Regions from separate parts of the Mus musculus genome. Here region 1 is linked to region 2. The links are chromatin contacts, found by Hi-C or POLR2A ChIA-PET in ENCODE. All regions are on one chromosome and are shown on one strand. The core of a region is the stretch at or near the end of the contact, and the rest is flanking DNA. Distances in the headings are between cores, read along the strand shown. Region 1 holds the start of Bub1 (BUB1, mitotic checkpoint serine/threonine kinase). Region 2 holds the start of Ciao1 (cytosolic iron-sulfur protein assembly 1).

The links. A loop is a pair of places that touch in the nucleus more often than their neighbours do. ChIA-PET counts read pairs that join two places held with the same protein, here RNA polymerase II (POLR2A).
Region 1: a map of regulatory T cell shows a loop between it and region 2 (6-fold over the local background). The contact joins the promoter of Bub1 here to the promoter of Ciao1 in region 2. A Hi-C loop is called at or near these places in 3 of 37 maps with a recorded cell type or tissue (ES-E14, mouse embryonic stem cell and regulatory T cell). POLR2A ChIA-PET finds 5 or more read pairs at or near these places in 1 of 5 experiments (embryonic stem cell).

Annotation. Positions count from the first base shown.
Region 1 is chr2:127,830,608-127,833,307 of GRCm38, forward strand. It overlaps Bub1 (BUB1, mitotic checkpoint serine/threonine kinase), which reads right to left and starts at 1,252. Exons shown (of 25, transcript NM_009772.2): 1 at 1,113-1,252. The coding sequence starts at 1,138.
Region 2 is chr2:127,246,523-127,249,222 of GRCm38, forward strand. Ciao1 (cytosolic iron-sulfur protein assembly 1) reads right to left here and starts at 1,294. Exons shown (of 7, transcript NM_025296.4): 1 at 960-1,294; 2 at 488-636; 3 at 80-191. The coding sequence starts at 1,098. It overlaps Tmem127 (transmembrane protein 127), which reads left to right and starts at 1,426. Exons shown (of 4, transcript NM_175145.4): 1 at 1,426-1,562; 2 at 1,970-2,287. The coding sequence starts at 2,044.

The DNA.
Region 1 (2,700 bases), core at 2-2,501, 580 kb after region 2:
CCATAGGTTTTTAAACTGAGAAATGATAAGATTAGGAGAAAAAGAATTTAAAAGTAGTATTTTGGTAGATGACCAGAAAACTATATCTCAAAATATATTTCACTGGCAAACTGAAATGATCATTCAGAGAAACTGCAATGGTTTTCTCATAATTTAGTAGAGATTTTAGCAATTTATTTTTAAGTCAACGATTCTCACTTTTTCACTTTGGATTCATTTTGGATTCTTTTTAGCATGTTTGAAATGTCAGCACTACTTCTGTGTTTAGAAGTTCTTATTTAGCAAAATAAGAAATACAAATATTTGTCCAAGATAAACAAACATTGAATAGCCCCACACCAACCACACCTCCTGGGAAAATGGCTTAAACATCAAATCATTAAAATAAATTAGTCTTTAAAAATCAAAATACCTAGCTTCTATTTTAGAACGGGGAGGGGAAATCCTTAGTCGATCTGATCAAAAATTAAATTGCTTAACGCCAACAGATTTTGGATATCTTACTCTTAGAATACCTAAAGAACTGATGAAAATAAAATTGTATTTCTTGTAACATCCGATTTAACAGTTTTAAATGGCTTAACATCACAGGCTGAGTAAGTCACCTAAGCGCCCGCCCCCAGACCCCAAAACAAAAACAAATAACCAATCAGTGCCTGCAGGAAGCCTCAAATGACTTAATAGCAAGCATTCCCCCCCCCCCATAAAGTTCAGCTTTAATTTTTTTCTTACGTATCAGGCAATCGAGAAATAATAAATTCTTTCCTTAGTTGGGTGGCATTTTTATCAGACTTTGAAATTTTCTCCAAAAATCTCCACCACCACACAAGTTTGGGTTTTGAAGGCGGGGCGTCCCTCGCGTCTAGAGGAAGTTCCCCATGGAGAAGATACGTGACTTCAGAAGGTTCCGCAGACTGCCCAAATCCTCGGCACAAAACGGTAGCCGGCTGCAGCTTGCACGTCTACTCGAGTGACCCGGGGGCTACCGCCTTGGCTGAGGCCTGGTGCAGCGAACCCGCTGAGGAAGCGGCGCTGAGGAGAAAGCGCGCCTGAGGGACCCGGACTCTAACCGTCCCGACCGGCCCACCTCACCGCACCTGACCGACACTTACCGAAAGACATTTTCTAGGTTGTCCATGACGAGAAAAAACGCGCAGCGGCGAAATACCCCACCAGCCGCCGACCAAACTCCCCATCAGCCCCTAACCCCGAGTCTCGAAGGCCGCCGGCGATTCGAATTCCCCGCGCAGCCGCACTTGTGATGTCGAACGTGGGCAGCGCGCCTGACTATTGGTCTCCGCTGCGGGAGAGCTGGCCAATCGCTGCGGCCGTTGCTGGGAGACAAAGTCCCGCCTCCGTCCCCGCCCCCTCCGTCCCTAGCCCGCAGTTCTTTTCATTTGCCTTTTAGTGAGTCCTATGCTAGGTGCTGACTGAGCTAAGGTTTGTTTCCATTCTAGTGAGACACTAGCCATGTTTTGGCATAGAGTTATTATTATTACTTTTTAAAAAACGGTATAAATGGCAACTGGCTTACAGTATTACACTACCAGGCCGAACGTGACGATTCTGTGACTGAAACCCCTTTGAGTCCTCTTGGGTCTTGAGAGTCACTCACGAATTTTTGTCCTCTTTGCTTAACAGAAATGGCATAGCTGGTGAGCTGGCTCGGTGAATAAAAGCATCCACAAGGTGGAAGGAAAGAAAACCAACTTCCTCAAGTTGTCCTCTGATCTCCACATGCATGCCGTGGCACATACTCATATAACAAATGAGGAAACCACAATCATTATGTCTGGTTCACGAATGAAGACAAATAGCCATGTATATGTGTGTGTGTGTGTGTGTGTGTGTGTGTGTGTGTGTGTCCATCCAGAGTTTTATGGGATCCCATGCCTTTGGCCTCTGCCACACTTGGTTCACATAAAGGCACACCCACACGTATTTGTAAAATATTCATAGTAATTTTAAAGAGTCCGGAAGTCCAAGAATAAATATTTAACATGTTCATGTGCCCTGAGAGTGAGTTGAGAAATAATCTAGTCTTCCCTGCTTCTTGAGTTTTAATAACTTCCCACTTTGCCTCTCTAGGGTCACTTGACCAAAGCAAGTAGAACATAAAAGACTCATGCGATTACTACCTTCCTGTTTCTAAAGGTCCTGGGAGTTTTTCAGCTCCTTCAAGTTGATAAAAAAGATATTGCAGCTTCTGGACAGATAGACATTTTCTAACCTAGAGAAAAGAATTATGAGTGATTTCCCATTTGATTTCCTAGAATCATCTAACTAGAGGAACATTCCTGACATGTCTTTATAGCTGCACACGAAAATATTGTCTGTGGCCATGATATTGGCAGAATTGGTAAACACCACTAGAGGGAGTTCCAGGTTCTTGCATTCCTCGTAGATAGTAGCAAGCAAAGTAGATTAAGAATACACTTCCAATGTTTGGCTGCTAACATCTGCCTCTATTTGTAAGGCTCTGGCAAGGCCTCTCAGGAGACAGACATATCAGGCTCCTTTCAGCATGCACTTCTTGGCATCCACAATAGTATCTGGGTTTGATAATTGTATATGGGATAAATTCCCAGGTGGGACAGTCTCTGGGTGGCCTTTCCTTTAGGCTCTGCTCTACACTTTATCTCCATATTTGCTCCTATGAGTATTTTGTTCTCCAAGAAGGACCGAAGCACCCACTCTTTG
Region 2 (2,700 bases), core at 44-2,543:
CCCAGAGGTGACCAGTCAGGGACAAAGCTGAAAGCCAGCGAGCTGGTTTCCTGCTGTACCCAGAGGCACCTAGACTCACCTTCCCAGACCCACACGCTCTTATCTCTGCTGCAGGTAGCCAAGAGGTTGCCAGATGGGGCCCAAGCCACTGACTTGACCTCATTTTCATGGCCCTCAAGAGTGGTCACACACTGGAAAGGGAAAGGATATTGAGTTAATGGCAGCTAAGAGTCCTAAGCCCTAGTAAAATATCTAAGAGAGCAGTTTTGTTGTTGTTTGAGAAAGGGTTTCATTCTATAGCAGGATGACCTTGGTGGACTTACAGCAATCATCCTGCTTCAGTGTCCCAAATGCTGGCATTACAGTCATGAACTACCATACTCAGCTACTATTTCTATAGTGTAGAAATTAAGTTAAGGCTGTAACTAATATGACCAAGCCCTGGGGTGCAAACAGGTAATAAACTGCTCCCATCCAACCTGTTTACCTCAAAGTCATCCTGGTTCTTCTTCCAAATACAAGTGGTGGCATCAAAGCTGGCAGATGCCAGGTAATTTCCACACGGGGACCAGGCCACTTTCCTAACGGTGCGCTGATGGCCTTCAGAAAGGACAGACTTGCAAATCCAGCTGTCACCTGCAAGCAGAGAACAGGCTAGGCTTTGGAGCGCCATCGATGCCATTCACTAAGTAGTACTTTAAGTGGGACCCTGTTGCTGGGACAAAGTCAGTCACCATTATTACTACGATGCAACCGATCAAGATTCTGAAACTGTTAAACTGCTCTTCAGGCGACTTTCCTCATTTTTCTACCTCAGCAAATATCCCAGTTCCCGCAGCAAATATCCCAGTTCCCGCAACAATTCCAGCCTCTGTTGACGCTGGCACACTCCTTCCCCGACACTTTTCAGAGTAGTGTTTTCCTCGGCACCAGGGCCACAAAGCCAAGCCAGGCCTTACCCTCGGTGCCCCAGATGCGAATTTTACGGTCGCCTCCGCAGGAAGCCAACAGGGTCCCCGAGGGGTTCCAGGCCAGGAACCAGCAGCGGGAATCCGGGTGCGCCGGGACGCGGCTCTGCAGTACCAGAGAATCTTTCATGGCGACTGTTTTAGGGTAAGGAGAGCACACCGAGAGAAGCAACGCGCCAAACGCGCTGGGCACTATAGAACCTTGAGACCGTCAGATGTACAGCTTCTGCAAAATATGTCGCCCTAGGAATTGACGTGCCCGCTGTTGACGCCGCGTGACCTTCTGGGACTTGTAGTCACTCCCCTCATCCTCCGTAACTGGAAGCCTCGCGGGACAGTCCGGAACTACCAGTACCCTGATGCCCTGCGCAAGAACAAGCGGCGCGCGCACACAGTGACGCGCACGGAGGGCAGGGCGGAGGGCCGGAGAAGAAGGAGGCGGGGGTGGGGTGGGGTTGGAGGAAGCCGGAAGTGCATCGGCCAGGGTCCGTCTGGGCGTTGCGGGTTTGGGGCCTGGGATCGTTTGGCCCGGGCAGCTAAGAAGCCTGTGACCGGGCGGAGCGGCGCCATCCCAGCCCTGAGGCCTGCTGACCGGTGAGGAGCAGGGACTAGAGTAGGGAGGGTTACTGAGGCTTAGGTCGCACCCCAAAGTGCGGATTCCCGATCTCGGCGGCCCAGCTGCATCCTCCGCCCCTCAGCACCCCTCTGTCTGATAACCCTGGTCCAAGTCTCCTCCGGTCCCCTTGCCAGTAGCCGATCCCCTCCCCCGGCCCCCCAGTACCTCCGCCCGTTCATCCTGGCATGTCTACAGCCAATGTAGTCCCCTGCCATCTCCGAGCCCTGATCCAGCACCCCTCATCCAGAGCCCTCGGTCCCCGCCCCCCGAATTCCCGCAGTCCTTTGGTCTGTGCTCAGCCCTGGGTCCCACCCCGCAGTCTCTGGTGCGGGCCCTGACAGCTCCGGGCCAGCCGCCCATTGCGTTGCTCTCCACCTGGGTACAGACAGGCTCTGCGCGCCCCGCTGAGGTCGGCGGCCACCACCAACGACCGCAGAGCTACAGCGGGCAGCCCCGGGCATGTATGCCCCTGGAGGTGCCGGGCTGCCGGGAGGGCGCCGGCGGAGAAGCCCGGGAAGCAGCGCTCTTCCCAAGCAGCCGGAGCGGAGCCTGGCCTCGGCCCTGCCTGGCGCCCTGTCCATCACAGCGCTGTGCACTGCCCTCGCGGAGCCCGCTTGGTTGCACATCCATGGAGGCACCTGTTCCCGCCAGGAGCTGGGGGTCTCGGACGTGCTGGGCTATGTAAACCCGGATCTGCTAAAAGGTGAGAGCGCTGAGCTCCTGCTCTCTTGGCTTGAGGGGCGGTGCAGAACAGATATGAGGCTGGCTGAAGTATAGATAGCCAGAGGCAGTCATTTGTCAAAGGAAACAGCCCCATTCTTGCTTGGTGTTCATGCCCACCAGGTGGCTCTGTTTGGGGGTCTAGCCTCTCATTAATTTTGATGTTATTCAGCCAAGCACCTACTCCTCACCGTCATGCTAATCCAAACTGCTGCTATTTTAGGTTTCTGCCAGAGGTAGGTAGAAGAAAAAAGGGTGTTTGTCAGGTATTACAATTAGCCTCCCCTTTCTAACGGACATGTGAGATGCAGAATAGTCGTTTGGGGCAGCTCGATCGATGGAGAAATCAGAACTGTTAATGTGACCAATTGTAAAAGACATTTTAGTATTCTATGA